Linked DNA regions of Homo sapiens: regions 1, 3 and 4 are each linked to region 2. The links are chromatin loops, found by intact Hi-C in ENCODE. Cell type or tissue: CD4-positive, alpha-beta T cell. All regions are shown on one strand. Region 1 overlaps RYR1 (ryanodine receptor 1). Region 2 holds the start of LOC107985291 (a long non-coding RNA gene). Region 3 overlaps SPRED3 (sprouty related EVH1 domain containing 3). Region 4 holds the start of RINL (Ras and Rab interactor like).

Region 1 (5,000 bases), 220 kb after region 2:
GACGATGATTCTCAGGATATTCCCCAGCAGGGAGTTGAGGTGGTCAGAGGTGACAGCTGTGCAGGGTGGGGGGGCGCCGGCGGGCAGGGCGGAAGGGGGTGCCTCGGGCCCGCGCTCCCACCATCGGGGCAGGTAGCTGCATAGCATGGGCAGCGTGATCTCGATGACATGCGGCATCTCTGTGTAGCGGGCACCTGACTCGGCCAGCCCCCCAATGTCTGCCATGAGCCGCTCCAGCACCGGGATGTCGGGACACATCTCCTCCACACTGTTGGGGAGCCCCAGGACTGGGGTACAGGGACGGGGGCAGGGAATGTCAAGCCATCACCCCCAGACCTCAGTGCCCTGGCCTCCCCCGCAATACATCAGACACCATTGAATTGCCACCCCCCTTAAACAGTCTCCCAAACCCTATTCTTCCCATCTCACCCTCCAACCCAACTACCTCTCCCAACCCTCACATTGAAACTCAGTGGCCCCGCAAACACTTCACACCCCCGAGCCTGTCTGCTCCCTAAAATCTCACCCCTAGAAACCTTCCCTCCTAAAATCTCCCACATCCCAAGCCCATTCCCCTCACCCCTGCTGTACAGCATACTCCAAAAGAGACCTTTTCCAACCCCACCCTGTCTCCCCGCCTTGTCTCTCTGAATCCCACACCCGGTTCAGTCCCTTGAAACCGACAACCTGTCACTTGCTCACTTGCTGACTCTGGGCCAGGTGCCATTCTGGGAGAACAGCTGACCAAGAAGACAAGTTTCCTGCCTTGGAGCGTATATTTCCCCCAGGTCCACACCTCATTCTAGCCTCTGGACCCAGGACTCAGGGGATTTTTGTCTGTTTTATCTGTTCACTGCTGAACCTCAGGTGACTAGGACAGCGCCTCATACATAGTAACTGCTCGATACATATTTGCTGAATGAATGAATGAACCCTGCCTTCCCTCAATCCTCTTATGCTCAAATACCCCTCACCCTATGTCTCCAAGCTTGATGATGCCCTCAAATGTCACCATCACTAAAATAAATTCCATAGCTCCAAATTCCATGGATGGGGTTTTGCTATGTTGCCCAGGTTGGTCTTGAACTCCTGGACTCAAGCAATCCTCCTACCTTGGCCTCCCAAAGTACTGGGATTACAGGCGTGACCCACTGCGCCTGGCCACCAAGTGCTACTTTTCTTAACTTTTATCAATAGATTCTGTTTTCAAAAATCAAATTAATCTCTAAATTCTCCCCATGTAACGGCCTTGAAATGCCCCCGAACCATAAACTCTGGGGTTCCTGAATGTGTGGCACTCCCAACCTGGGGAATCCTCAGCCGCTCACAGCCCAGCCCAGCCACACTACCCCCAAATTAGGGTCTCCCCAAGGCCCTGTGCTGGGGAGATTTGGACTCCCAGCACTGCTCCCGCCCCACACAGCTTACTGGCCCGCTCCCGCGGAGACTTGGTGGTGTACACGGAGCAGGCGTTGTACTCGTTCAGCTGCGGCTCCAGGAACGCCACCGGCATGGCTGCTGCCAGACGGGCCAGGCACTCCCCGAGGGCTGGCCGAAGCCTGGAAGACGGGGCTGTGTTTAGCTGCCACGTGTCCCCCTCTTTGGGGTCCTGGGTCCCAGCCCCATCTCCATAGAAACGGCTCCTCCCAGAACCCTTTGGGACAGAGCTGCCATTCATCCATGTGTGCCACTTGTTTTGTTTTTTAAGACAGGGTCTCGCTCTGTTACTCAGGCTGCAGTGCAGTGGCCTGATCTTGGCTCACAGCAACCTCACATTCCTGGGTTCAAGTGATCCTCCCACCTCAGCCTCCTGAGTCGCTGGGATTACAGGCACACACCATACCATGCCTAGCTAGTTTTAAAAAAAGTCGTTTTTGTAGAGATGCAGTCTCCCTATGCTGCTCAGGCTGGAGCTCAAGCGATCCCCCCATCTCAGCCTTAGGAGTAGGTGGATTTACAGGCACCAGCGCCACTACACCACACCACACCAGGCTAATTAAAAAAAATTTTTTTTTGTAGAGATGGAGTCTCACTATGTTGCCCAGGCTGGTCTCAAACTCCTGAGCTCAAGTGATCTTCCCGCCTCAGCCTCCCAAAGTGCTCACAGGTGTGAGCCACCGCGCACCGCTGGTGTCACTTGAAATCTGAATAACTTCAGAGCTGGTGGAAACAGCCGCAGCCTCGCTCTTGCTGTATCAGTAATCTCAGCTCAGAAGCGGTCACATGGCCACTGCCAGGGGCCCTCCCCAGTGACCCCAGTGTTGCGTGGCTCCTGTGTGCAGCCCCCGTGGTCTGCGCCTCCCTTTCTTCCCCAGCGAGGCCTGCCTGCTTCACAGCCCCAGACCTGGCGGCTCTACCTCCGTGGCTGACCTGTCCCTGAGCGCCCTCACGCGGCCGCCGTGGGGAACCGCGGCTGCCGCCGTGTGCGGGAAAATTCTTAACATCTACCCTGCTTTTCACCCACCCCATCTTCTTCCCCTGCTCCCTCCCTTCCCCTCCAGCCCCACCCAGCCCCAAACGATGGCTCCCTCTCCTTACTTTTCCACATAAGTGTTCTTGGTGGTTCCCAGGGAGTAGATACTGCACAGCGTTCGGTAGCAAGAGACCTGGACGTCGTCCACTGAGGGAGACAGGGGGCGAGGCTGCGGCATGCGCTCACAAGACAAGCCCTCCCCACCCCACCTCCCTTGTCTCAAATAGGCCCATGCAGTGGGGAAGAGCAAGCAGATGTACAGCCAGCCTTCCATGTACGAGTCTTGTGACTTGAGCAAGTTACCAACTCTCTCTCAGCCTCAGCTTCCCTACCTGTAACATGGGGATAGTTATAGTACCTTCCTCACGGGGTGGTCGTGAGTATCAAATGAGTTACTACTTGGAAAGCCACTAGAACGGGGCACACAGTAGGCACTCAATAAAGGCTAGATGTTGTTTCTTCCGTGGAGAGGACTCATGGCCCTCTATAATGAAAGTGAGGGGTACTTCCTCCAGAAAAATGCAAACAGAACTGCAATATTGCTGCAATTTTAGGCTATCTTTTTCATTTTATTTAAAATGTATATATTTTTAGGGTTGGCGCAGAGGCTCATGCCTGTAATCCCAGCACTTTGGAGGCTGAGGTGGACGGATCACCTGAGGTCAGGAGTTCGAGACCAGCCTGGGCAACATGGTGAAACCCCATCTCTACTAAAAATACAAAAATTATCTGAGTGTGTTGGTGAATGCCTGTAATCCCAGCTACTCGGGGGGCTGAGGCAGGAGAATCACTTGAACCCGGGAGGCAGAGGTTGCAGTGAGCTGAGATTGCGCCACTGCACTCCAGCCTGGGTGACAGACCGAGACTCTGTCTCAAAAAAAAAAAAAAAATTAAAAAAAAATTTTTTTAGAGATGGGGTCTCAGTATGTTGCCCAGGCTGATCTCAAACTCCTGGTCTCAAGTGATTTGCCCACCTCGGCCTCCCAAAGTGCTGGGATTACAGGTGCGAGCCACTGTGCCCAGACCAATTTTAGGTTAACCACATGCCCTCCAGAAGGCCAAGTTAAGAAGCTCATCATGAGGCAAAAAGAGGGCGGGGCTATTCTAGACTTTAAAGACACTACAGAGACACAACCACCAAATGCAGCAGGAGAAACTTGACTGGATTCTGAATTTCTTTTAAAAAAATCAAAGACATTTTGTGGGTAATGAGGGAAATTTAAATATGGTTAGGTTAGGTATGATAATGATACCGTGGTTACACAAGAGAAGGTTCCTATTCTAGGAAAGCCAGCTGATGAACATTAAGGGATGAGGTTACCCTGGTGTGTGCAACTTACACCCAAAAGTTCAACAAAAAAAACTAAATACTTTCAACCATACAGTGAAGGGTAGGCACACAGGGCAAATTGTTAACAATTTTCTTTTTTTTTTTTTGAGATGGAGTCTTGCTCTGTCGCCCAAGCTGGAGTGCAGTGGTGCAATCTCAGCTCACTGCAACCTCCACCTCCCAGATTCAAGCAGTTCTTGTGCCTCAGCCTCCCAAGTAGCTGGGACTACAGGCGTGAGCCACCATGCCCCGCCAACAATTTTCTTCTTTCTACCTTCCTGTATGTTTTGAAAATTTCAAAATACAAAGTTGGATGGGAGAAGAACCCTATCCAGGTGCTACTTTTCTTTTCTTCTTTTTTTTAAGATGGGGTTTTGCTATGTTGCCCAGGTTGGTCTTGAAATCCTGGGCTCAAGAGATCTTCCTACCTTGGCCTCCCAAAGTGCTGGAATTACAGATATGAGTCACTGTGGCTGGCCACCAACTGCTACTTTTCTTTTCTTTTTGAGATGGAGTCTCGCTCTGTTGCCCAGGCTGGCGTGCAATGGCACGATCTTGGTGCACTGCAACCTTCGCCTCCTGGGTTCAAGCAATTCTCCTGCCTCAGCCTCCCAGGTAGCTAGGATTATAGGCGACCACCACCATGCCCGGCTAATTTTTGTATTTTAGTAGAGACAAGGTTTCATCATGTTGGCCAGGCTGGTCTTGAACTCCTGAGCTCAGGTGATCTGTCCGCCTTGGCCTCCCAAAGTGCTGGGATTACAGGCGTGAGCCACTGCGCTCGGCCAAGTGCTACTTTTCCTAACCTTTATCAATAGACTCTCTTTTTTAACATCAAGGACCCTATTTTATTATTTATTTATTTTAGAGACAGAATTTTGCTCTGTTGTCCAGGCTGGAGTGCAGTGGTATGATCATAGCTCATTGCAGCCTCCAACTCTTGGACTCAAGTGATCCTCCCTTGTCAGCCTCCCCAGTAGCTGGGATTACAGGCATGTGCCTCCATGCCTGGCTAATCTTTAAATTTTTCTTTTTTTTTTTAGTAGAGACAGGGTCTCGCTATGTTGCCCAAGCTGGTCTTGAACTCCTGAGCTCAAGCGGTCCTCCTGCCTCAGCCTCCCAAAGTGCTGGAATTACAGGTGTGAGTCACTGCGCCAGTCCACTTAGGGTCTTTTGTTAGAGCTGCTGAGCTCGCGT
Region 2 (5,000 bases):
GAGGGGATTTGGAGAGTGGGCTGGGGTCAGAACTTGGAGTTCCCAGATCCCCAACCCCACTCTGGGGCCTGTCTGCCACCACACAGCAGATGGAGCCACAGGGAGATGGGGGCTGGGGTGACTGTGATGGAGTCGGAGAGCCAGAGGGAGAGGGTTTGGGTGTGGCTGTGAGTGTGAGACCCAGAGAAGGTGGTCAAGTGTCCAAAAGAGCCAGCCGGGCGTGGTGGCTCACGCCTGTAATGCCAGCACTTTGGGAGGCTAAGGCAGGCAGATTGCCAGATTGCTTGAGCCTAGGAGTTCAAGACCAGCCTGGGCAACATGGCGGAACCCCCGTCTCTACTAAAACTACAAAAATTAGCCAGGCGTGGTGGTGCGTGCCTGTAATCCCAGCTACTTGGGAGGCTGAGACAGGAGAATCTCTTGAACCCGGGAGGTGGAGGTTGCAGTGAGCCAAGATCATGCCATTGTACTCCAGCCTGGGCAACAGAGCGAGACTCCGTCTCAAAAAAGAAAAAAGAAAAAGCCCAAGTCAAAGGGGGAGAAATGGGGTCAGAGACAGCCAAGGATTGGGAGACGTGGGGCAGAGAGGGAGAGGCTGGGCCGGAGATAGACAGGAGTGGAGGTGAGGGAGCAAGGACTCACAGCAGGTGGCAGGTGGCAGGCTTGTGTTCACGCATCTGGCACCAGTGAGTGCCTGTTACATGCCAGGAGTTATTCCAGGAAGAAGGAAACTGATAAAGTGCCCTTGAGAATTTCTCAAACGGGAACTCCTGCAGTGGCAGCTGAGGGGCTCCAGCGCCTTCTCGGGTCCTTCCACCCCATCTGGCTGGGTTTCCCCATAGCCCTGGGCATGGCAGCCTCCACCCCTATGCCCGAGGGCAGATGAATGCCAGAGGGAGTGACCTGGGGCAGGTCACACGGGCAGGAAGAGGCTGCAGGCCACCTGCCCTCCTGTTAAAACAGCACCTGGCACTGGGCACAGCATGAAATGGCACTTACTTGGTAGATATTTGTGAAGAGAATGAACACACAGAATGGGGGTGAAGATGGGCTTTGGAAGCAGCAGAAGCCCATGAAACGGTACTTGGAACTGGGTTTGTCTGGCCGTGTGGGAGACAAAGGTCATCAGGCACAACCTTGCATCTCAGAAGGGGTCAAGAACCCATTGTTTTGGGTTTTTAAAAGCCTCCAATGAGACTCCACAGCAGACATGGTTTCTCAGCTTTAGAAATCGCCTCTGAGGTAGACTGTAAGGAAACTGACTCCATATGGGATTGACTATATTTTTTGCTGCACAGAAATATCCTCCAGTGCCCACTGGCAAGGAGAAAGCCCCACAGGATTTAAGGAGTAACAGTACCCACACATCGAGTCACGTGTCAGACGCTGTCCTGAGCGTTCTGTCTTCACACACCCTATGGGGTCGGGGCTGTCTTAGTCCGTTTGATGGATGAGGAAACAGGCCCAGAGGATTGAAGGGATCAGCCTGTACTCACCCTGCCGGGATGGGGCAGAGTTGGGGTGTGACACCCTGTGGCATTCATGTCCTCCCTGAGGAGGTGGGGTGGGGATGCAATGCCAAGGTGGGTTCCCTGTGGGCCACTGGGCTCAGAAGCAGCCTCCCCCTAGGCTTCCACCTGAACAACCAGCTGACCCAGACCCTCACCAGCCGCTACCGGGATAGCCGTCTGCGTGTGGACTTCGAGCGGTTCGTGTCCTGTGTGGCCCACCTCACCTGCATCTTCTGTGAGTACCACCCCGGCATGGTGGGGCATGGGGGGAAGGGGTACGGGGACTGGTGGGCACTCACCCTGCCCCTCTCTGCACAGGCCACTGCAGCCAGCACCTGGATGGGGGTGAGGGGGTCATCTGCCTGACCCACAGACAGGTGAGCCAGGTGGGAGGGACAGGGTGGCTCAGGCTCTGTCCTGCGAGCTCCCTGCCTCAAGCCACTGTCTTCCTTCTCTTCCTTAGTGGATGGAGGTGGCCACCTTCTCCTAGGATCTCCGGATGGGCGCACCTGCTGCTCAGGGCAGGGTTGCTGAGCAAGACCACCTCCCTAGGCCTTGCCTGGCATGGGTGCCACTCTCTCTGGCATCCACCTGTCTGGGGCTAGTCTCTGGCCCTCACTGCTCACGGCCGGGTGACCACTCTGGCCTGCGTACTCCTCACTCAGAAACAAGAACAGCGACAGCCCTTCTCGAGCAGATGACACGAGCTAGTCCACGTTGACAGCTTAAGACAGTGCTAGCTCTGCCCTGGCTCTCCTAGAAGGTGGAGGACAGACACAGGAGAAATAAAAAAAGATGATGCTGCAGGAATCCTTCTTAAAAATATTACATGTTTTATTATCCTGTCCCCAGAGGGTGGTTTATCCAGAAACCAAGAAAAAAAATCAATCAGAATAAACTCAAAAAAAAAAGGTAGGGGGAGCAAAACCATCAACCACCAGGCAGCCAGGCCATCAGCCCACCTCCACCTCTGGAGGGTCCCCAGAGACCCACGCCCGACGCAGACCCGGAGGAGCATCAGCAAGGGGCCCGGGCAGAGAATCGGCTATGTCTTCATTATGAGAGCAGGAGAGACGGCAGAGATATGTTGCTAGGTGAATATATATTTATATAATAAATCCGTAAGTTAATAAAGTAAATAGTAATTCTCTGAAAGTTTTTAATTCTTTCTTTTTTATAGTTTTTTTGTTTTTGTGATTTTTTTTTTTTTTGGTTTTTGTTGTTTTGTGTTTTTTTTCCTTTTTTTTTTTTGGTTCTTAGAAAATCTGAGACACGTGAGGCCAGACAAAGCAAGGCCGGGGCTGGTGGGATGGGGTGCGGTTCAGGGGGGCCCGGTCTGCCAACTCAGCTCCTCTGCTGCAAAAGCGGGGTGCTTGTTGGGGCCATCTCCTGGCAATGGCAAGTGAGTCTGGAGCAGAGAGGGGAGAGGGGCTGGGTGGGTCCCCAGCCGTCAGGTGGTGGTGGCGCCCTCTGCTGGCCCCTCGCATGGCCCAGGCAGTTCCTGGACAAGGCACATGGGGCTTTGGCCTGGATTGGGGAGGCCTTGAAGGGACCTCAGAGCAAAGGAAGAGACCTGGGTGTGGTGAGGCATCCCAGGGCATGGAAGGGACCGGTTGTGCTGTGGGAATCCACTGGCCCCTCCTTGGTTAAAAAAGCACAACACATCATACATATTTACCAGACCAGAAGCGCTGGCCCCAAGTCTCCCCAACCTGGTCGGGGGAACCTCCTGGCCAACCCACAAAGAGAGAGAGGAGAGAGCCTGCCCCAGCCCCTCCCTGCCCACCCACCCACCCCGGAGGACTGCAGAGAGTGCTTTGCATAGATACAGAGTGGAGGAATGGGACTGTGGGGCTGCCCAGGCCCCTCCTGGAGGCCGTCGGGGGTGTTGGGTCAGGTCTCTGGGGCCTCACAGGTCGCTCTCGCCATACAAGGCCGTGGAGAAGGACTTGTAGTCGAGGGCACCGGGCACGGCGTCAGGGCCCTGGTATGGCGCCATGCGGGCGATGCAGTACTCGGCCTGGTCGGGGGGCAGCTCTCTCCGCAGCTCCTCAGCTGTGATGAAGTTCTGGGGCAGGCAGGATGGGACTCTGAGCCATCCCCACCCACACACTGGCCCCCTCAGCCCCTCCCACTGCAGGGACCCCTCTCGCCAGCCCCCATGCACCTCGTAGGGGTCTCGCTCACCTTGTCCCCTGCTAAGACCTTGAAGGAAGCGATGACCTGGTCAGCCGTGTCCGTGTCGGTGGTCTCCCGCGACATGAAGTCGATGAAGGCTTGGAAGGTCACAAGGCCGCTATGGTTGGGGTCGACCAGGCTCATGATGCGGTTGAACTCGGCCTCACCCTGCAAGGAGAGGGTGGGGTGGGGGACACCCGACATTTAGTGGGGCAGGGGCAGCCAGGCCCACACTGGTGGGGTCTCCAGGGAAACAGCCGAGAGAGTAGGGCCCAACCCACGTGTGCGTGCGCCCTGTTCCCCGCCTGCTCCAGCAGCCTTGGCCCCGGGCAGAGCCTGCCACTGCTCCAGCTGACCCAGGCCTCCAAGCCCCCAGTGCCCCAGGCCGGGAAGCAGGGCCTCTCTGCACCCTCCCCTCTCGTGGTCTCCCACAGCAGGGAACTGGGGTCTACTGCCCTCAGCCCAGGCTCACGAGTAAGCTCTGGAGGATGGGGAAGAAAGAGAGAAAGAGAAAGAAAAAGGGGAGAGAGTGGGAGAGCTGCCCCCTCTTTCTGGAGACTTCTAGGGAAGAAGGGGGGCTCGGGAAGTCATCGGAGGGACCCCACCCCGGCAGATGCAGCAGAGGAAGAGGCAGGCACGGCTGCGCTGCTCGGGCGGAGGAGTGTCCCCGAGGACGAGGAAGCTCTGGAGGCGGTGAGGGGGAGAGGTGGGGGGGAGGAGGAGGAGGAGGAGGAGGAGGAGGAGGAGGAGGAGCGGGTGGCTGGGGAGACAGAGCTGCATACCAGGCTGTATCCTGTGGAGATAAGCAGAGCCCTGAAGTCATCGGAGTCCATGCTGCCTGTCTGCTTCTGCTCCGAGGACGCAGGCATAGCAGAGGAGGCCGGGCCCAGAGTAGGCAAGAGGGGCCGCCCCATGTGCACAGCAGGCAGACAGGACAGTGGCGGGGAGCAGGGAGACAGCGGCCCCAAGAGACCAGGTAAAAGGGAAGGGGTCCAGGGAGATGTGGGCAGGGAGGCAAGAGAGCCATGAGATGGCACACAGGATGGCAGGGGTGGGATGGCGAGGGGAGAAAGAGAGAAGGAGAGAGAGAGAGAGAGCAGTTAATGCCATGGTCCGCTGGGGCCCAGGGTGCAGTACCTGCCGGTCGTTCTCCACGTCGTAGCCCAGGCTGATGAGGCAGGCCTTGAACTCCTCGGGCCCCAGCGCCCCGCCATGATCCTGCCGGGGCCATCCGAAGGCAGGTGTGCGGGAGGGGCGGCGTGGAGACCAGGATGAGGGATCGGGGTCACATGCAGAGGGCAGGGGGAAGGG
Region 3 (5,000 bases), 340 kb after region 2:
TTGAATCCAAAGAAATCTGGGGTCTGAGGGTGCTGGGGTCTTGGGGCACCTCGAATCTGAACGCCTCTGGTATGGAGGGATGAAGGTCTTGGATCAGGAACAATCCCAATGTTGTAGGGTCTTGAGCCTTGCATTTGGGGGTCAGTGGCACCTTTGGGGTATTGGATCCAGTGCTCCTAAAGTACCTTAGGGTCACTCAAGGGCTGAGGGCCAAGGGCATCAGAGGTCTGGGTCACCATGAGCATCCCCTCTTCTGGGAGCTGGACTCCCAGCCCTTAAGGGGTTGGGAATCTGTGGGTAGAAAGAAGCTGAAGATTCCAGGACATTTGGGGTCTCAAAATCCAGGTCCAGGAGGGACTGCAAGAGAGGGCTATTTGAGAACTCGAGACCAGTATCTCGGGTCCTGAGGTGTTGGTGGCCTTCAGTCGCACATCTGAGGACCCCAGGCACCTCTGAGTCCTATAAATGATATCCAAAGCTCCTGAGAACCCTGGCTTGGGGGTGGGTGGACCTATGGAGGTCTTTGATCCCTGGCTTCCAGAGCATCTTGGTGTCTGATATCTGGATCTTGGGGGCTCTGGGATGGGTCTCCCAAGTCATTTTGGTAAGAGAACAGCTCGTGTTTCAGTATATCCGAGCACTCAGTGCATCTTAAGAGTCTGGGGTCCCAGGGTGTCTGGGAGTTCCCTGGACATCTTAGACTTCAGTGTTCCCGGACTGGAGGCCAGGTCTGTGGGCACTAAGTCGTGGGTAGATTTGAGGGGCAGCATCTGGAGATTCCAGAGCATAACAGAGTTTCAAACTCTGTTTGAAACTTTCTCAGGGGTCCTGCTGTCTCAGGGGTCCTGGGACTATGAGAATGTCTCAGATGTGGGGGCACCAGGTCTTAGGTGAATATTCAGGAACTGTTTGTGGGTGACTCCAGGTCCTATGGTCTCAAGATCTGATCTGGGAGTTGAATAAAGGCAGAGCCAGTTATGGGCAAGTCCTGACTAATTGTGGGGCTGTAATCTGAGGGACATGGTGCCAGGCGTGACCGGGTTCTAGGTTGTTCATTTCAACAGGGACCTGCCCTTTTCGGGATCTATGTGCTCCCTGGCCTTTCTGAGATGCAAAGTATGGGGACGCCTGGAGCCTCCTCGTGGGGTGTGGGGGTGGGGGAACGCCAGAACTCAGGACGCCTGGGACTTCTTAGACAGACACCCCAATGAAGCTGGGGCTGGGGTCTCTCAGTCCTAGGTTTGGGTTCCAGGTTCCAGGTCTGAGATCTCTCAATCCAAACTCAAGCTCCAAGTTCCGGATGTGCCTAGGTTTGGGTTTTAGGTCCGAACGGAGTCCGGGGTCCTGGACCCTCAATTTTGGGTCCTCGGGCCGGCTAGGGGACCCACCAGGCCGTCCTCACCGCGCAGCCTCCTCGTGGCGACCCCCGCAGCCGGCGCAGCCGCATCGCGCTGCGACCCAGTGGCACGCGCGCAGGGGCGCGTAGCAGCAGAGGCAGGGCACTGCCAGGGAGAGCGCGGCCAGCGCGGCCCAGCGCGCGGCGGGGCGCGGGTGGCCCGGCTCGCAGGCGCACGGGTCCGAGAAGTCGCCCTCGGCGTCCGACAGGCAGTGGTAGAGCAAGCTCTCGGCGCACCACAGGCAGCTTAGACGGCGCACCAGGAGGCGACCCGGGTCCGGGGCCTCTGCGCAGCGGCCGCCACGCCCGTCTGCTCTGCGACGGAAGAGCGCGCGGCAATGCACGCAGCGCGCTGCCTCCTCCGCTTCCGGGGAGGCCTTGGCAGGCGCAGAGGATGGGCCCGGGCCGGGGGGTGGGCGAGCGGGGGGCGCTGGGGGCGCAGCCTCGGTCAAAGGGGCAGGTAGTGCCGCTGGGGGACCCAGGGCAGCGCCCCTCAACGCGCCGGTCTTGGCGAAGCGCACGACGCAGGTGGACAGGGCGAGGGGCGCGGGTGGCCCGGAGCGCCGGTAATCCTCGTAGCCGCGGCCGCCCCACCCCAGGCCCCCTGCCCCTGCCAGGGGCTCTGAGGGTTCCGGAATCCCCGTGAACGGTAGAAGCGGAGGGTAGCTCTGCGGAACGAAGGGACAAACAGATCAGAATCCATCCCAGTCTTAGCCTCAAGGATCCAGTTCCCTAGCGCACTCTTGGGTCTGGGATTCAGATTTTCAAGACCCCAGCTTGCTTCTCTCCCAAGGTCCCTCAATCCCCACTTTTCTCCAGGGACAGACAGAGGAATCCACGCACCAACCCCACACCTTTAAGGACCCAGAGGCCGAAGGTTCCTAGTCCTGTCCTCTCTTAAGATCCAAGAGCCCCAGCTCCCAGCCCCCTCTACCTTGAGATCCAGGGGTTCTGGACCCAGCCACCTCCTCCTTAAAGGCGCAGGAGTTTGGTTCCTGGGCCTCTTTTACCCTTCTGGGTACCGACTCTCCCACCCTCCCCGTGAATTTAACAGTCCTCTTCCAGGAGTTCCCCAAATATACACTCTGAAAATGGTCCTAAACCTCTCTGGACTTCGAAACCCCTCAAAATCTCCAAGAGCGCAAGGAGACTCGGGAGGCCCGCACCCAAGCCTCCTAGAAACCCAGGCCTCCAAGCCTCTCCCTATTTCCCCGCCGCTTTCTCCCAGTCCGGCCCAGTTATCAGGTCAGCCATCCCCTGGAATCTGTGTTCCCCACCTCCCCGGGCCATGGCTCCCGCTCCCTTCGGGCCCCGAGTGCACCGCCCCATTCCCCCAGGAGCCCCAGGCTCCCAGGTCGCACCTGAGCGGAGGAGCGGCGGCGCTGGGGGGGCGTGGTCGGCCCGAAGCCTGAAGCTGACTCCATCGTGATGATGGGGGCCGCAGCGGCGCTGGGAGGAGTCTCCTGGCGGCTGTGACTGGAGGAGGAGTCGCTGTCCACGTGGGACTGGAGGAGATTGGCGGCCTCAGCGCGGGGACACGCCCCCGCACAGCCGATGCCCTCACATAGACCCCCTCCCATTGAGAGCGAGGGCTCTGCGGCCAGGAAGGCCTGGGTTCAAACCCCGGCTCTGTCACTGACTGGTTGTGTGACCTCCGGCAAGTGAGCTCACCTCTTTGAGCCTCAGTTTCCTCCTCTGTAAAACGGGGATCCTAAGAGTACCTATTCATAAGGATGCGGTTAGGGCCACTGTCAAGGGCACAGCATATGCCTGAAGTACTGGGAGAGCTGGAAATGGTTATTGTTATTTTTGTGGGACTCTTCTCCTGATCTAATCAGCTCGCCAAACCTGAGGAACATCTAATCGTCTTCCCGCTTCTCAGAATCCCTCTCCCCTGGGCAGCCAGCTGCCTTCCTCTCTCACTCCCAGCCCCACACTGTTATTGGGGCAGTCCCGCCCACTCCGAGTGCTCCCCTTCCCATGCAAACCAGCCTCTGTTCTGAAACTAGCTGAAACGACTTCTCAGACCCTTAGCTTCCTTTCTGCCACTTGGACATAACTCCTACCTTATCTGCACACTGCCTTCAATAGACATTCATTGAGCACCCACGACGTGCCAGACTCACGAAGACCACTGTGCAGATTCCAGAGGGGGCCTGGACAGCAGAGCATCTTTCCCGGGTAAGTGCTCCATGGATGGGAACTGTCTGCAACTGTTGTGGCCCCACTTCATCTCCCATGACCCTGGAACCCTCCCCTTTTCTGCCCAGGGAATCAGTTTTGTTCCTCCAGGTGTTTTAGGCAACTCCCAAGGTTTCCAGCAAGTGCCAAATTGCACCCGATATTATGTGCATTCATTCATTCCGTTTATTCAACACATATTTACTAAACACTTACTGTGTGCCAGGCACTGTTTCAGGCATTGGAGACACAGCAAGAAACGAACAAAAGATCCTTGCCGGCCTGGAGCTGACATTCTAGCATGGGAGATAGACCGTAAACTAATAGATAAGAAAATAGGCCGGGAAATACACCTGTAATCCCAGCAATTTGGGAGGCCAAAGCGGGCAGATCACAAGGTCAGGAGTTTGAGATCAGCCTGACCAACATAGTGAAATCCCGTCTCTACTAAAAATACAAAAAAAATAGCTGGGTGCCTGTAATCCCAGCTGTTTGGGAGACTGAGGCAGAAGAATCCCTTGAACCTGGGAGGTGGAGGTTGCAGTGAGCCAAGATCGTGCCCCTGCACTCCAGCCTGGGCAACAGTGCAAGATTCCGTCTCAAAAAAAAAAAAAAAAAAAAAGATAATAGTATTTTCAGAAAGGAAATAAGGAAAATGCCTTAGAACATGGGAAAAATTTAGCACTAGACAAGGGGCATTGGCAGATTGCAATTTTAAATGGAATACTTAAGTTTAAATACTCAGGGAGGCCCTCCCTGAGAAGATGATATTTGTATAAAGCCTTGAAAGAAACAAGGGAATGAGCCACAAGGAAATCTGGGAAAGAGTGTTCCAGGCAACAGCCAGTGCAAAGGCGCTGGGGCAGGGCTGTGCCTGCCACGTTAGAATAAGAGTGAAGAGGCCATGTGGCCGAAGCCGAGTAAGTGAGGGGGCCAGACACACAGGGCCACATGGCATGGGATCTCATATGCCACTGTAAGGACTTTGTCCTTTACTTGAGTGAGTTGGAGCCCTGGGAGGCTTCTGAGTGTGGGAGGGGCATGATCTGACTCAGCCGTTGATAGGGATCCTCTGGCTATGTGTGGGGGCAGGAGGGAAGGAGTTGACAGTGAGAAGCTATTGAGATGGTCCAGTTGGGAGATGAGTTTGGATGGTACCAGGTTGGAGGCAGATTGTGATGATTTGGAAAGTAGAACCAATATTTGCTGACAGATGAGATGAGACGCATAAAAGATAAGGAGTCAGGGATGACTCCAAGATTTAGAGCCTGAGTAACTGGAAGCATGGGGTTGTCAATAATTTGTTCATCCATTTACTTTCAATATTTATTCATTTTTATTGTTTATATATATATTTTTTTTAATTTTCTGCCTTTCCACACTAGAATAGAAGCTCCAGGAGGAAAGGAACTTTTTGTTCACT
Region 4 (5,000 bases), 150 kb before region 2:
GACAAGTCACTTGACCAAAGTCACTGAGCTGGCTGGGCGCAATGGCTCACGCCTGTAATTCCAGCACTTTGGGAGGCCGAGGCGGGTGGATCACCTGAGGTCAGGAGTTCGAGACCAGCCTGACCAACATGGTGAAACCCCGTCTCTACTAATAATACAAAATTAGCCGGGCATGGTGCTGGGCACCTGTCATCCAGGCTACTCGGGAGGTTGAGGCGGGAGAATCACTTGAACCCAGGAGGTGGAGGTTGCAGTGAGCCGAGATCACATCATTGCACTCCAGCCTGGGCAACAAGAGTGAAACTTTGTCTCAAAAAAAACCAAAAAAACAACAACAAAAAAAAAACAAAGTCACAGAGCTAGGATACAAACCCAGGCCACCTGGCTCCAGGGTCTGTGCTCTTAGCTCTCCCTTCCCTGCTCCTGCCCCTGACCCACCCCCTCCCTGACAGTCGGACCCTTTCCTGGGGATGATTATGGGCCTCGGAGGAGGCATGGACTTTGACTCCAAGAAGGCCTACAGGTGAGGCCCCGCCGGGGGTTGGGGCAGCCTGGAAGGGACAGGGTGAGGTGGGAGCGGGGGCACGAAGGCAGATGAGAGGAGCAGGCAGGGGCGAGCCCGCCTGGGAACTCTGATCTCCTGCTGCACCGCAGGGACGTGGCCTGGCTGGGTGAATGCGACCAGGGCTGCCTGGCCCTTGCTGAGCTCCTTGGATGGAAGGTGAGGAGCTGAGCAACCCCAGCCTGTCCTGAGCCCCATCCCTGGACCCTCTCCCCACCCCATGGGTCCTCTGACCCCATGATGCACAGTGACCTTTGACTTCTGTGACCTTTGCTCCTGCAGAAGGAGCTGGAGGACCTTGTCCGGAGGGAGCACGCCAGCATAGATGCCCAGTCGGGGGCGGGGGTCCCCAACCCCAGCACTTCAGCTTCCCCCAAGAAGTCCCCGCCACCTGCCAAGGACGAGGCCAGGACAACAGAGAGGGAGAAACCCCAGTGACAGCTGCATCTCCCAGGCGGGATGCCGAGCTCCTCAGGGACAGCTGAGCCCCAACCGGGCCTGGCCCCCTCTTAACCAGCAGTTCTTGTCTGGGGAGCTCAGAACATCCCCCAATCTCTTACAGCTCCCTCCCCAAAACTGGGGTCCCAGCAACCCTGGCCCCCAACCCCAGCAAATCTCTAACACCTCCTAGAGGCCAAGGCTTAAACAGGCATCTCTACCAGCCCCACTGTCTCTAACCACTCCTGGGCTAAGGAGTAACCTCCCTCATCTCTAACTGCCCCCACGGGGCCAGGGCTACCCCAGAACTTTTAACTCTTCCAGGACAGGGAGCTTCGGGCCCCCACTCTGTCTCCTGCCCCCGGGGGCCTGTGGCTAAGTAAACCATACCTAACCTACCCCAGTGTGGGTGTGGGCCTCTGAATATAACCCACACCCAGCGTAGGGGGAGTCTGAGCCGGGAGGGCTCCCGAGTCTCTGCCTTCAGCTCCCAAAGTGGGTGGTGGGCCCCCTTCACGTGGGACCCACTTCCCATGCTGGATGGGCAGAAGACATTGCTTATTGGAGACAAATTAAAAACAAAAACAACTAACAATCCGGTCTGGCCTCCTGTTTCTTTCTGTGGGCACCCAGGGAAATCTCTGAAGGGAGGGGGTTAGATCTTGGGCCACTAAGGAACCAGAAAGTCTCCGGGATCCAGAGTGAGGGGTAACAAGAGGGTCCTCACGGGGGCCCTCGTGGCTCTGACCCCTGGACTCCCAGCCTGCCAGTGTCCCTTCCTCTAAGCCCCGTCACTAAAGGCCTGAGGCCCCAGAAAGAGGGAGGAAAGTTGACTTCAGATACCCCAGCCCCGCCTCTTCCCCCTGCCTGCTCAGCTTCCTCTCTCCACTTCCTGCTACTGCAGGCCTCTCCTCCGAGAACAGGTAGGGCCCCCAGGAACCGAGCATCTGGCATCTTCAGCCCCTGCTGCCTCCCTTTGGTATGAGGCAGCTGCCCTGACCCACCCCTGCCACGCACTGCCCACAGCCTCCTCTCCTGCCACGGTACACAAGCAGGCATCTGCTTCCCTCTCCCCTCCCCTCCCCTCCCTTCCTTCCTGCTCTTGCCTGGGCAGGGCACCTGCGCCTCCCTGCCCACCTCCCTCCTTCCTAATAACACCCTGGCCTTCTGGTCAATGGCCTAATGTATTTGTTTAGCTGCCTATTATCCATATGCTACACCTGCCCCAAACAAGAATGGAAGGCCCTGAGGGGAGGAGCCTGTCCTGTTCATCACCCTCTCTCCAGGGCAGAGGCACCTAATTCCAGCCTGTATTCAGTAAATACTGGATGGATGGAAGGAAGGAAGGAAGGGAGGGAGGGAGGGAGGGAGGATGGATCCTCCCCCGATCCAGGTCTCCTGCTCCTGGGACTGCTGCTGGGATAAGTGCCACCCTAAGTGATAACCTACGTAGGACTCTGTACCTGGTTAGGAGCTGGGGCCTGATGGGTGGATGAAGAGAGAGAGGAACAGATGTGTGATAAAGCAAGATGAGTAAAATGTTCATGGTAGAATCTTGGTAGTGGGCATAGGGATGTTTCCTGTACAATTCTTTCAGCTTTTCTCTATGTCTGAAATTTTTCATAATAAAATGCTGGGGGAAGAGATTCAGTGGCCCCTCCATGGTGTGGGAAGGGAGGAAGAGGGGATGTTATTACCTTTCCAGATATAGGGACTGCCTACTCTGGGCCAAGAACTTTTCCAGGCGCTGACTGGGTTTTGCCAAGGGCTGGCCCACATTTACACAGCCCCCATGGCTGTTAAAAATCTTAACATATTTCCTACCACTTCAGTAAAGAGCTATTGTTTTGAGTCCTCTCCCCACACCGCAAGACACACTGGCCTCTCTCCTGGGATCCCCAGATTCCCCACCATCCGGTACTAAAGATTTAACCCCTGCCGGCCGGGTGTGGTGGCTCATGCCTGTAATCTCAGCACTTTGGGAGGCCGAGGCGGGGGGATCACTTGAGGTCAGGAGTTTGAGACCAGCCTGGGTAACACGTCAAAACCTTGTCTCTACTAAAAAATACAAAAATTACCCAGGCGTGGTGGTGCACGCCTGTAATCCCAACTACTCGGGAGACTGAGGCACAAGAATCGCTTGAACCTACGAGGCGGAGGTTGCAGTGAGCTGAGATCGTGCCACTGCACTGCAGTCTGGGCAATACAGTGAGACTCCGTCTCAAAAATAAAATAAAGAATTAACCCCTGCCACGGCAAGCGGCCTCTGGGGTCCATTCTGATTGGTCAGGGTCTCTGCCATATTGATTGTAAATATCTTGAACATGACCCGAGGGCTAGAGCAGCTTTGAGTCTTACCTTTCTCCCTGCCAGAGGCCAGGTCATGACTCACTGGCTTCCTGCAACCTGACGATGGCCCAGCCAGAAGACAAGGCACCTGAAGTCCCCACAGAGGGGGTGAGGTGAGGCTACTAGGGCTGAGGCTATGCCCTCCTTCCCCTGCATCCAGAAACCCTTTCCATCCAATACCTCCCTCACTACAGAATCCTGAATCACATCTCTGAGCCTCTGCCCTGGGCCTGCCCCTTCCTGTACCTTTGACCTCACCTCATTGTCCCACTGCCCACCTCTGACCCCTGACTCCCTGGACACTGTCCATCCCAGGCTGGTCCCACCACAGGTGAACAAAGCAGACAGGACCCCTCTAGGGGTCCTCAGCACCCTAGAGCCACTTACTCGCCTGCAGAGGACATGGGGGGTGTGGCATGTGCCAGAGCTGGATACCCAGGATGCGGAGGCCCTTGTGGGGCTGTGGCCACTAGGGGTGAGTACTCACAGCTGGGGGCCCATCCTGACACCCTAGATTAGGACTCTGCTGGTTACTAGTGACAAACATGACACAAATTGGGCAAACCAAAAAGGCTATTTATTGCTGGGTGCAATGGCTCATGCCTGCAGTCCTAGCTACTCATGAGGCTGAGGTGGGAGGATCATTTGAGCTCAGGAGGTCAAGGCGGCAGTGAGCTGAGATCATGCCACTTCACTTGAGCCTGGGTGATGGAGCAAGACCCTGTCTAAAAAAAAAAAAAAAAAAATGTAATTTCAAGAAGCTCTGGATCCTGAACTTCAGAACACTTATAAATTCCTCTTCATCCCATTTCTTGGCTTTGCTTTCAACTGCGGGGAATTTTGGATATTTGGGACTGAATATAACAAACACCTGTCCTACAGCGGTTTAAACAAATAGGCATTTATCTTCCTAACATAACCAAAAAGGCAGCTGCTGGCTTTAGATCAGCAGTGCAGTGACATTGAGGCCAGCATAGCTATAATTCTCTTGGACTTCTCTCACAGCTTCCCGGGGGCTGCCCCAGGCCCAAGCACCTGCGTGCATTCCAGGCAGGAAGAACAGAGGCACCACTTGCATCTGTTTATTTTACAGGAAAAATAAAGGTTTTCTTTTCTTTTTTTTTTTAATTTTGAGAGTTTCACTCTTGTTGCCCAGGCTGGAGTGCAATGGCATGATCTCGGCACACTGCAACTTCCGCCTCCCAGGTTCAAGCGATTCTCCTGCCTCAGCCTCCTGAGTAGCTGGGATTACAGGCATCTGCCACAACGCCCGGCTAATTTTTTGTATTTTTAGTAGAGATGGGATTTCACCATGTTGGCCAAGCTGGTCTCAAACTCCTGACGTCAGGTGATCCACCCACCTCTGCCTCCCAAAGTGCTGGGATTACAGGTGTGAACCACCGTCCCCGGCCAAAATAAAGGTTTTCACAACTGATTCAGAAAATATAGATGGCTGGCCGGGTGTGCTGACTCACGCCTGTAATCCCAGCATTTTGGGAGGCTGAGGTAGGAGGCTCGCTTAAGCCTAGGAGTTCAAGACCAGCCTGGGCAACAGAGCAAGGCCCAGTCTCTATTAAAAAAAAAAAAAAAAGAAAAAAGAAAAAAAAAAGGATGGGGCCCAGGTAGCAATATTTTTAATTTTTTTATTTAT

The links. A loop is a pair of places that touch in the nucleus more often than their neighbours do. Peaks named below come from ENCODE experiments on the same cell type or tissue, not always from the same donor. Only the 100,000 strongest peaks of a DNase experiment are listed, where the experiment ranks them.
Region 1: it touches region 2 in a loop (2.5-fold over the local background); 4 of 110 quality-filtered maps call a loop at or near these places.
Region 3: it touches region 2 in a loop (2.5-fold over the local background); 6 of 110 quality-filtered maps call a loop at or near these places.
Region 4: it touches region 2 in a loop (2.8-fold over the local background); 11 of 110 quality-filtered maps call a loop at or near these places.

Annotation. Positions count from the first base shown.
Region 1 is chr19:38,512,646-38,517,645 of GRCh38, reverse strand. It overlaps RYR1 (ryanodine receptor 1), which reads right to left. Exons shown (of 106, transcript NM_000540.3): 64 at 2,539-2,620; 65 at 1,429-1,559; 66 at 1-287. Among named protein-coding and RNA genes, the nearest start is that of MAP4K1-AS1, 81 kb to the left of the region's middle. RefSeq lists enhancers at 4,169-4,258, 4,269-4,318. In CD4-positive, alpha-beta T cell, CTCF peaks have their summits at 2,187 and 2,388 (motif pointing left); DNase peaks (open chromatin) are centred at 2,365 and 3,585.
Region 2 is chr19:38,727,853-38,732,852 of GRCh38, reverse strand. It overlaps ACTN4 (actinin alpha 4), which reads right to left. Exons shown (of 21, transcript NM_004924.6): 19 at 4,827-4,907; 20 at 3,699-3,857; 21 at 1,264-3,579. The coding sequence ends at 3,421. It overlaps CAPN12 (calpain 12), which reads left to right. Exons shown (of 21, transcript NM_144691.4): 19 at 1,630-1,746; 20 at 1,830-1,888; 21 at 1,975-2,661. The coding sequence ends at 2,001. It overlaps LOC107985291 (a long non-coding RNA gene), which reads left to right and starts at 4,497. Exons shown (of 2, transcript XR_001753937.2): 1 at 4,497-4,665. In CD4-positive, alpha-beta T cell, CTCF peaks have their summits at 2,797 and 3,008 (motif pointing left); DNase peaks (open chromatin) are centred at 2,972 and 3,529.
Region 3 is chr19:38,392,544-38,397,543 of GRCh38, reverse strand. It overlaps SPRED3 (sprouty related EVH1 domain containing 3), which reads right to left. Exons shown (of 6, transcript NM_001394336.1): 5 at 2,758-2,901; 6 at 1-2,064. The coding sequence ends at 1,399. Among named protein-coding and RNA genes, the nearest start is that of SPRED3, 6.3 kb to the right of the region's middle. In CD4-positive, alpha-beta T cell, no CTCF peak of the experiment used is centred here; DNase peaks (open chromatin) are centred at 1,723 and 2,853; H3K4me3 peaks cover 2,045 bases.
Region 4 is chr19:38,875,155-38,880,154 of GRCh38, reverse strand. It overlaps RINL (Ras and Rab interactor like), which reads left to right and starts at 1,880. Exons shown (of 12, transcript NM_001195833.2): 1 at 1,880-1,923; 2 at 3,374-3,462; 3 at 3,665-3,824. The coding sequence starts at 3,413. It overlaps SIRT2 (sirtuin 2), which reads left to right. Exons shown (of 16, transcript NM_012237.4): 14 at 453-523; 15 at 655-721; 16 at 845-1,595. The coding sequence ends at 1,000. RefSeq lists enhancers at 1,244-1,343, 1,384-1,503 and a silencer at 2,044-2,093. In CD4-positive, alpha-beta T cell, no CTCF peak of the experiment used is centred here; DNase peaks (open chromatin) are centred at 1,884 and 3,772; H3K4me3 peaks cover 1,489 bases; H3K27ac peaks cover 2,875 bases.